2 separate regions of the Homo sapiens genome follow, and region 2 is linked to region 1. The links are chromatin contacts, found by Hi-C or POLR2A ChIA-PET in ENCODE. All regions are on one chromosome and are shown on one strand. Each heading gives the region's core, a stretch centred on a gene start or an enhancer-like site at or near the end of the contact. The rest is flanking DNA. Distances are from core to core; before and after follow the strand shown.

Region 1 (4,770 bases), core at 1,886-4,385:
CTGACATCAGCTACAACCACCAGTTGGGGCAGTTGCAAAATCCCTCACCCTTTGCCTGTCGATAAAGGGTGCCCATTGCAAAACTCAGCGGAGAAATTATTAAGGGTTGTGTCATCCTGTGGCCAGGCCCTGGGTGCCTCTTTCCTGCCCGGAAGCCTGGGTAGGGCCGACTGCTCACTCTCTCCCTCCATGGCCCTGACCCGAGAGAGAATGGGGTGGGGGTCAGCAGGGAGCTTGCAGGGAATGCGGACGACAGACCCCAGCACTGGGGCCGTCATAGTCCCTGATTCTTAGGAAATGGCAGCTCCATCCTTCTGGGTGCTCAGGCCCAAACCTCGGGTTGTCCCTTCATTTCCTCTCTTGCCCTGCATTCGATAACTGGCCAGGAAATCCTGTCAGCGCCACCTTTAAAACATCCAGAACCTGCGTAGGTTTTCCCCTCCGCTTCCACAGCTGAATTCAAGGCCACCATTCTCTCTCCTGCAGTAGCCTCCTTGCTGCTTTCACTGCTGTCATCGTCACGCCCCACTTCCCCCGTGCAGCCAAAGGGATGCTGTTAGAACCCCACTCAGATCCCATCTTTCCTCTGTTTAGAACCTTCCTTGGCTCCAGCTGCAGAGCAAAACCTGAGGTCTTTCCCAGGATCACAGGGCCCTGTCTGATCTGGCCCCCATGGCCTTTCTGACCTCATCCTCCCTCCTTTCTTACTTGCTCACTCACTCCAGCCACACCGGGCCCCTTGCTATTCCTCCAACACACTGGGCATGACCTAACTAGGGCCTTTGCACTTGCTGTTCCTGCTGCCTGGAATGCAGTTCCTTCAGCTCTTTCCCCCAGCTGGATGTGCCACTTTATTCAGATCTCATCGCAATGTCACCTCCTCAGGGAAGCCTTCCCCGGCTACCTGCTGAACTGTCACCTCCACCATCACTCCAGCCCTTTCATCTTTCTTCCCTACTTGCCATCATGTTATACATCTGTTATTTGTTTGGTCAATGCCTGTCTATCTCTTTAGTATGTCACCTTCCACACTGCAGGGACTGCTGTCTGTGGTGATCACGATGCTTTCTGAGCACTCAGCACAGGGCCCCGCACACAGTAGGGGCTCCACAGAGATTTGTTCAATCAGTGAATGGGCGCGCAGGAGGGGTGGCTGTTGGCCCAGATGATGCTTCAGCAAACATCACAAGTGTCCTTTCTCTGGCTGATGGCTCGAGGCTGGTGCCCAGAACAGGCTGCTGTGGAGACGGCTTCCCTGACCACCCTGTCAAGTAGCTCCGACTGCCCAACCCACACCCATGCTCTCCAGTCCCCTCGCCCCACACTTCCCACAGTCTCAACTTGTTTTGCTTCTGTATTTTTCATGGGCCCCTCCTCCCCCGAGAATGGAGCTCTCTGAGAACAGGGTGTCCTCTGTTGGCCCCACTGTCATCCCCCTGAGTGTCCAGTGCAGGACCCGGCACCCCATGGGAAGTGTTTCATGGCAGGTTGATCAGGGTTTGCATCGGATGCCCCATCTGCCGGGCTAGTTCTGGCTGGGAGGGTGTTAGGAGGAGATGCTGTGCTCGGACCTGCGAAGTCACGGGGGAGATGGGGACCCACTTGGGCCTTAATTATAACACATCCCATAATGATATGGTGTTATAATACGCACACAAAGTGTCCTAATCTGATATTATATCTGGGTTTTGTACAATAGATACAATCGGCTGGCTGCAGTTTGCTAATTCATTCTCGACCTATCTCCACGCTCCACCTAGATGACTATCGGCTTCCTTAATTAAGTGGAAGGCAAGCTCTGCAGGCGATGCTTGCAGTCCCAGCACCGACGAGTCCGGCCTGGCCCTCCCATAAGCTGGGATAATAGCTACTCCCACATGGGGCGAGGCTGGTTCTGCCTTCTTCATCCCAACCTCCTGTCCCAGTCTTGGGCGTGACAGGCCTGCTCCAAGGCCTGGTAAGCCACAAACGCCAACCACCAAGGGCTCAAACCGGCGGCCTGTGGGCCGGGCCGGCCTCGAGATGTGTTGGGTTTGGCCTGCATGGTGCTTTTGCTGCAAGTTAAAATGAGTTGCCAACTATGAAAAATCAGAATGTCGTACACAAACATCCAGATTCCCGGCTTCTCTTGGGAAATGGGAAGATGCAGGGACTCGGGTTCATAGTCCTGGGTGCTGGGGCTGGGGAGTGGCTGTCCCCTCTAGACAGGACATGACCACAGTTGTCTCCTGCCAGTTTCACTTTTATGTCCCTGCCCGATCTTGTAGGCAGTTGAGTTTGCAATCCCTGCTCTGGGCTTTAACAATCAGTTACCCCTTGGCAAGATGGGACAGTGAGGCTCAGAAGAGGCAAGTGACAATGGTCATTGCACAGCGAGCTGGAACTCAGGTCACAATCATTCAACAGGTCTTTATTGAGCTCCCACTGTGTACTAAGCCCTGGAGACAAAGACCACAACAGATATAGTTCTTGCCTTCTGGGGGGTGACAGTCTGTTGTTCCACAGGCATACCATCCACCCTTATTGCTGGAGGCAATAGGATCTGTTAGAGACAGGTCCTTTATGATCCCTCAGAGTAGGTGGAAGCAGATTCCCCATAGCTTCTGGGCCCCATCCAGGCCAGAGAATGGACTCTGAAAGGTGCAAGGGGAGTGGAAGCAGCCATCTTGGAAGGAAGCTCTTGGCAAGTGTTCTTACTAGAGGGGGATGTCCCTAATCTCCTACCTGGGCTCCCAGAGAGCAGGAAGGATGAGCAAGGTGGGCTCAGAGGGGTCGCAGGTGGGGGTGGTGGGGGACAGGAGGGGAACAGAGAAGGCACAGTGGCATCAGCTAGACAGAGCATGGGGACTTTCCCATCCTGGTTGAACCAAGGGTGAATCAATTAGGTCCTTCTAAGACAAGAAGTGGAGGGCAAGATGCTGAAATACCCAAGCTGCCCACCTACTAGTCCAGGAGAAAGGGCTTTGCTCAGCCAGTCTGGGAGGAAGTGTTTGTCCTCTTGCCTCCCACTCCACTGCACCACCCCTGGCCCGGAGGAGAAAGTGCAGCCTGGAACCTCTGTCCCCAGTGCCTCAATGCTGGACCCAGCTTGGGCCATTGCAGACCAGCTGGCCTTCCAGGAGCCACATCTGAAGAGCATCAAGCAGCCCACATGCTCCGTGGCCAGCTCCCCACTGACGCGGGGGGATGAATAACAGTCCCAGCCATCATGTGCATTTGCTAAAAATAAACTGACATACTTTTTGCATTGGGAAACAATGTGGATTCCAAACATTCTCAAAGGGCAGAGAGGGGAAAAAAGGAAGAATGGAAATCAAGTTTTCGAGCTTAGCAATTAATTAGTGCCTGTAAACAAATGACTCATGATCTTTCCTGACTATTTTTCTTTCCATTTTGCGTGGATTTTCGCAGGGACTCAGGGAAGAATGCCAAATGAGCCAAGCTGATAGGCAAGACAGGACCCAGATGGGACTGTCTTGAGGGGGCGTTGTCCAGTTGGAGAGTGTGAGGAAGAGCATCAGGTGGAAGAACAACATGTGCGATGGCTATGAGGACTAAAAGATCTTGGCATGTCCAAGGAACACTGAGGAGGCCCATGTGGCTGGAGTAGAATGGGTGAAGGGGTGAGGTCAGATAGATCCACGGGACTTGGAACATACAGACCCTTAGTGGTGTATTAAGGCATTTATATTTGATCTAGAAGACAGTGGGAGCCATGAGAGGGTTTTAAACCAGGAAAGAACATCATCTGATTTATATAATGGTGTCATGTAAAAAACAGATGATCAGGCCAGACACAGTGGCTCACACTTGTAATCCCAGCATTTTGGGAAGCCGAGGTGGGTGGATCACCTGGGTCATGAGTTCAAGACCAGCCTGGCCAACATAGCGAAACCCTGTCTCTACTAAAAATACAAAAATTAGCTGGGCATGGTGGCAGGCACCTGTAATCCCAGCTACTCAGGAGGCTGAGGCAGGAGAATCACTTGCACCCCGGAGGTGGAGGTTGCAGTGAGTGGAGATCGTGCCATTGCACTCCAGCCTGGGCAACAGAACAAGATTCTGTCTCAAAAAAAAAAAAATCAGAAAAATATATTCTACATGTTCTCTGTTGTTTAGATGCTTCTGATACTTAGATTTCCTCAACAAATGATTATCTAATTGTTATGTTTCTTAGGGGTTTACACATGTAATGTTTGTTTCCTCTCCTTAGAACATCAGCCCTATGATAACAGGGACCTTGTCGGTCTTGTTTACTTCTGTGTCCTCAGTGCCTAGACCACTGCTTTGCACACAGTAGGAGCTCAGCAAGGGCTTTTCAAGAGAATGAACACTCTGTGCAATGTCAGAGGCCTCATTCCACCTTACAGGGCAGGGAGGTCTTCCAAGGCCAGTCTGGATGGTCCCCAGGAGAGGCAGGTTTTATTTAGTTCAAAATAAGAAGAAGTTTTATGGCTGGAACATCGATTCTGCAAGGAATTGAACCCCCTGGTAATGGGGTCATTCCAGCTGGGCCCATGCTATCAGTCCCACAATGGCCCTCTCTGATTTAAGACAGTCTCTGTGCTGCTCATAGAGTCCACTCAAAGATCTATGAGGTTGGCATGTGGCTATGCCCATTGTGCAGACAGAGAAACTGAGGCCAGGGAGTGGTGACATGCTCAAGGTCACATGGTTACAAGTGGAAGAGCCTGGCTTGGAATCCAGGTCTGACTATAAAGTCTGTGTTTTTAACTCCTTCTCTGAGCCATTGACATGGGTTCCAATGCC
Region 2 (5,174 bases), core at 402-2,901, 190 kb after region 1:
TCCCACCTTAGCCTCCCGAGTAGCTGGGACCACAGGCGTGCACCAGCACACCCGGCTAACTTCTTTTTTTCTTTTTTTAATTTTGTAGAGATGAAGGTCTTGCTATGTTGACCAGGCTGATCTTGAACTCCTGGGATCAAGTAATCCTCCTGTTTCAGCCTCTCAAAGTGCTGGGATTACAGGCATGCGTTACCACACCTGGCTTGATTCCACTTTTCTTATGCTCCTCTTTCTTTTGATTGTCTGTAGGTTCTGATTTTTTAAAATAAATGTCATGATTTATAATCGAGTGAATAAAAAAAAAACTCAAAATGAATAGGAGCAGGAGAGCTGGAACTCACGGGTCTGCAGAGGACTTAGACCCAGGGAAGGAAGAATACACAAGAAACCAATCAACAGAGGCTGGAGTAGGAGGTATCCTCACTTCTCCCTGGATACCTTTTGAACCTTTTGAATATGTAAGTATTCAAATAATAGTAATAAGCAAAGGTATTTTAAAATGAAACTTTGAGTCAAGTTTTATTTTCGTGAAAAATGAAAAAACAGACAACAGTAGGATCTCAATTTAAATACGCGAGCTGAGCTGAATTCCCGTGCACATCTTAGAGTGGTTCTCTCTGGGTCACCTTTTTAGTTTTCTTCTTTGTACTTTTCTGTGTCTCCTATATTTAAAATAAGAAGAATAAAAAAAGACGAGAAAAAAAGACTACCGAATATAGACCATTTACCACGGGCAAGATCCCATTCTGGGTGCTTTACAAACATGCTTTTGCTTCATCCCCATGACCTTCTCATTCCTTACTTTCATTTGACAGATGAGGAAACTGAGGCTCAGAGCACAAAGTCACCGGCCAGGGTCACCCGGCCGGATTTGACCCGCGTTGATCAGATCCTAAAGTCTGTCTCTAAACTAGAAAGCTCAAGTACCCTTGGTATGTCCTTCAAGGAAACGACTTTGCTTTGAAAATCAGGGGGAAAAAATAAACAAACCAAACAAGAAATATGACATTTTTTTAAACCACTTATTTAAGCTCTGATGGGACCTGAGACCAGCCGAGCTTGGGGAGGGTTTCTCGGCAGGGCACTGTTTGTGTTGTGGGTGGGGCTGTCCTGCCTGGCAGTCCCCCATGGCACATCCCTGCCTGCTCGTCAGCCATGTTCCCCTGTCACTGTGACACTCAGATCCCCCATCTCTGCCAGCCTCCCCTCCTTGAAGACTGCTGGCCTAGACACTGCAGTGACACTGAATTCCTGCTGGGGCCTCGCTCCTGTTGTCCTGTGAGCCACTGTGGGTTGACACCCCCTGCAGACCTGAGAAGCAGGTGCCTCAATGGCTTTGTTTTACAAGGAGACTCAGAGAGGGCTGGGTGACTTGTCACACAGCCAAGACTTGGCCCCATGCAATACTGCCTACCCTCTGGGACCAAGTCTTTTGTGGTTGTGGGGTCGAAGCAGGGGAAGGGAAAGGCGAGTGGCCTGCAGCCCCAGGCTCAGAGGGAAGGCAGCCACAAAGCGCGGTCCACTCTCCAGCCAGCTGAGCTAGGCCGGGAGAAGTGAAGCTTTGCTGCCAGGCTGGGTAGGCCAGGCCGGGCGGCGGGCAGGCGGCCACTACAGTGGGGACCGGGAAGTCGAGCACTCCCTCTCGCCTGCCCGGCAGTGTCCCATGGCCGCCCGCCAGGCCCCGCCTGACGTCAGGGTCTGACCAGGGACATAATGTGCTGGCGTGGGGACAAGGGCTGACTGCAGAGAGACAGAGCCGCAAGGCGGGGCGGCCAGGGGAGGCGGGCAGGCAGAGGAGGAGAGAGAGAAAGGGAGAGAGAGAAACAGGCAGAGTGAGAGAGAGAGAGCGAGAGACAGGGGATGGGAAAGAGAAACACAAACAGATGGAGAGAGAAGGAAACAGAGGGAGGGAGAGAGACCGAGAAAGTGAAAAAGAGAAACAGACAGAAAAGAGACACAGAGAAGGAGAAAAACACAACTAGGAAGATGTTCAGGGAAAGCTGGAGAGACAGCAAGAGCCAGAGAGACAGCAAGAGCCAGAGAGAGGAAAGTGGAGGTGCTGGGGGGGAAATGACAGAGAGAGGAGGCCTAGCAGGGGCTGTGCGGTTAAGGGCAGGTGCTTGGGAGACCCCAGACCTGGGCTGGGGCTTTGACTCTGCCCCTGTGAGCTGTTGACTCACCTCTGAGAGCCTCCACTCCTTACCTGGTGCAATGGGAGTCTGAGTAACAGGGCTTCGCTCATCTGGGGAGGGGACAGAGCCCCTTTCCATGATGCGAGAGGGAGAACAGGAGTCAGATCTGTGTAAAGTACTTTGGCAGAGCCCTGCATGTAGTAAGTGCTCAATAAATTGGAGGTGAAAATTGAGAAAGAGTTGGGAAGTGGGAAATGGAATGCCAGAGTGTGAGTGGATGGGGGTCGCCCCCATGGACAGAAACTCTCGCTCCACAGCACTCCCTTCCCTGTAGCCTTGGAACAACCCCCTTCCTGTCCCTGCATGGCTTCAGCTTGAGGCCACCAGCACAGACCTTGGCCTGGCCTTGCCTGTCTTGGGGCCCAACCCCCTGCTTATGGGTTCAAGAAGGCCATGATCCCAAGGCCATCGCGTCACCAAAGCCAAGCAAGGCCAGACCCTGGTCACTTCTGGCTTTCCAGCCTCGTCACCCCTCAGCCGCTTAATTGTTAAATGGCCTGGCAGGGCTGAGGGACTGAGCCAGCCGCCTGTCTGGGTGGGGGCAGCCGTTCCCGCATGTCCTCCATTAGTGCAGGGGCACACACGCCAGAGGCCTCAGGTAGCACTTGCTGAGGTGAGGATGCAAAGATCCCTTTCTCTAGCTCCCACTATTCCCAGAAGCCTTCATCAGCCTCAGCCTCGGCCTCAAATTCTCACTGTGTGCCAGGCATGCTTCTGAGCGCTTCACAGGATTAATCTACTTAATCCTCCTGACAGCCCCAAGAGATGAAGTGCTAACATTATCTCATTTTACAGATGAAGACGCTGAGGCTCAGAGAGCTGGAGTCACTGGTCCAAGCCCACCTGCTAAGGAGTGGCAGGGCCAGGCAGCCACTTAACCACAGAGCAGCTACGATTCCCTGCACAACTTGAGCAGCAGCCTGTGCCGGGTGGCAACACAAGCGCCCGGATCATCTGACCAGGGAGCAGTCCTTGGCTGGGAGTGATTTTGCCCCCACAGGAGATATTAGGCTATATGTGGGGACATTTGGGGTTGTCACAACTGGAGAGAAGTTACTGGCATCTGATGGGTGGAGGCCAGGGATGCTGTTCAGTGCCCTACAGTGCACAAGACAACCCCCATAGCAGAGAATTATCCAGCTCCAAATGTCAGTAGCACCAAAGTTAAGAACCTTCTATAAGGTAAATTCTATTACAATCTCCATGTTATAAATGTGGAAACTGAGGCACAGAGAGAGGGTGGGACTATAAGGTAAGTTCTGTTACAATCTCCATGTTATAGATGTGGAAACTGAGGCACAGAGAGAGGGTGCCACTTGCACAAGAAGCCCACTTCATGCCCTGCTCTTCCATAAGACCCCACTGCCAATCTGCATTAAGACACCCCTGCCTCCATTCGAGGCCTTCTGAGTCCTCACTTGCTCAGTACAGACAATGCTTCGCATCCTCTCAATATATGAAGGTCATCTTAGTCATTGACAGAAAAAAAAGATCAAGCCACAAAGTCACTGGGAATGTACGAATGCCTTAAAATGAATTTATATTTTATTCATGGCAGCATTGAGGGACATTTGAAATAAACCAAATATGGATTCATGGAGCAAGTATTTTCTGAGCACCTACTAAGTGCCAGGCCCTGTCCATGGTGCTGGAGATACAGCCGAGAACCAGACAGATCCAGCCCCTCCTGGGTCTTTAGGAGGTGACAGTCTGGTGGGGAAGGCAGATGATAGACAAGAAAACAAACACACAACCAAGGTCACTTTTGACTGTGTGAAATGCAACTGTGGGGCAGGAGAAGGGCCGTTCTAGGGAGGGTGATGTCCAACAGGGCCTCTCTGAGAAGATGAGACCCAAAGGAAGAGAAAGGTCCAGTCTTAGGAAGAGGCAGGAATGAAAAGTTCCAGGCAACAGAGCACGTGCAGTGGCTCACATCTGTAATCCCAACACTTTGGGAGGCTGAGGCAGGTGGATCACCTGAGGTCAGGAGTTCGAGACCAGCCTGGCCAACATGGTGAAATCCCCTCTCTACTAAAAATACAAAAATTAGCCAGGCGTGGTGGCGCACACTTGTAATCCCAGCTACTTGGGAGGTTGAAGCAGGAGAATTGCTTGAACCTGGGAGGCAGAGGTTGCAGTGAGCTGAGATTGTGCCACTGCACTCCAGCCTGGGTGACACTTCTGAGCTTCTGAGCACTTTTTTTTTGAGACGGAGCAAAGCTCCGTCTCAAAAAAAAGAAAGAAAGGAAAAGGAAAGGAAAGGAAAGGGGATGGAAGGGAGGGGGGAGGAGAGGAGAGGAGAAGAAAGGGAAAAGGGGAAAGGAAAGGGGAAAGGAAAGGGGAACAGGAAAGGGAAGAGAACAAGAAGAGAAGAGAAAAAAGAAAAGAGAAGAAAAGAAAAGAAGACCTGGCACGGTGGCTCACGCCTGTAATCCCAGCACTTTGGGAGGCCGAGGCAGGCGGATCACAAGGTCAGGAGTTTGAGACCAGCCTGGCCAACATAGTGAAACCCATCTCTACTAAAAATACAAAAATTAGCCGGGCGTGGTGGCGGGCGCCTGTAGTCCCAGCTACTCGGGAGGCTGAGGCAGTAGAATCGCTTGAACCCGGGAGGCAGAGGTTGCAGTGAGCCGAGATCACACCACTGCACTCCAGCCTGGGCAACAGAGCAAGACTCTGTCTCAAAAAGAAAAAAGAAAAAGAAAAGAAAAGAAATGAAATGAAAAGTCCCAGGTATAGGGAACAGCATGTGCCAAGGCTCTGACGCAAGTGTTTGCCTGGAGTGTTGAAGTACAAGCAGGAGGCCAGTGACTGGAGCCAAGTGAGGCAGGAGAGAAGAAGATGAGATGGGGAAGTCACAAGTGAAGAGATGTGTGATACCATGTGACCACTATAAGGGCTTTGCATGTAGGAGGTGGGAGCCATAGCAAGGTTTTGAGGAGGAGGCACAGGGTCTGATTCAGGTTCTATTAGGATCATCTT

What was found. A loop is a pair of places that touch in the nucleus more often than their neighbours do. ChIA-PET counts read pairs that join two places held with the same protein, here RNA polymerase II (POLR2A). Pooled maps may share reads with other maps.
Region 2: a pooled map shows a loop between it and region 1 (1.9-fold over the local background). The contact joins two enhancer-like sites. A Hi-C loop is called at or near these places in 2 of 50 pooled maps. POLR2A ChIA-PET finds 5 or more read pairs at or near these places in 3 of 52 experiments (MCF 10A, PC-3 and Panc1).

The regions. Positions count from the first base shown.
Region 1 is chr20:50,221,601-50,226,370 of GRCh38, forward strand. No RefSeq gene overlaps it. Among named protein-coding and RNA genes, the nearest start is that of CEBPB-AS1, 32 kb to the left of the region's middle. RefSeq lists enhancers at 2,597-3,097, 3,098-3,598. Within about 2 kb of position 3,136, at least 21 of the 41 ENCODE cell types and tissues checked have a DNase peak (open chromatin) inside an H3K27ac peak, as active enhancers do.
Region 2 is chr20:50,414,085-50,419,258 of GRCh38, forward strand. No RefSeq gene overlaps it. Among named protein-coding and RNA genes, the nearest start is that of PTPN1, 94 kb to the right of the region's middle. RefSeq lists a silencer at 3,775-3,975. Within about 2 kb of position 1,652, at least 32 of the 41 ENCODE cell types and tissues checked have a DNase peak (open chromatin) inside an H3K27ac peak, as active enhancers do.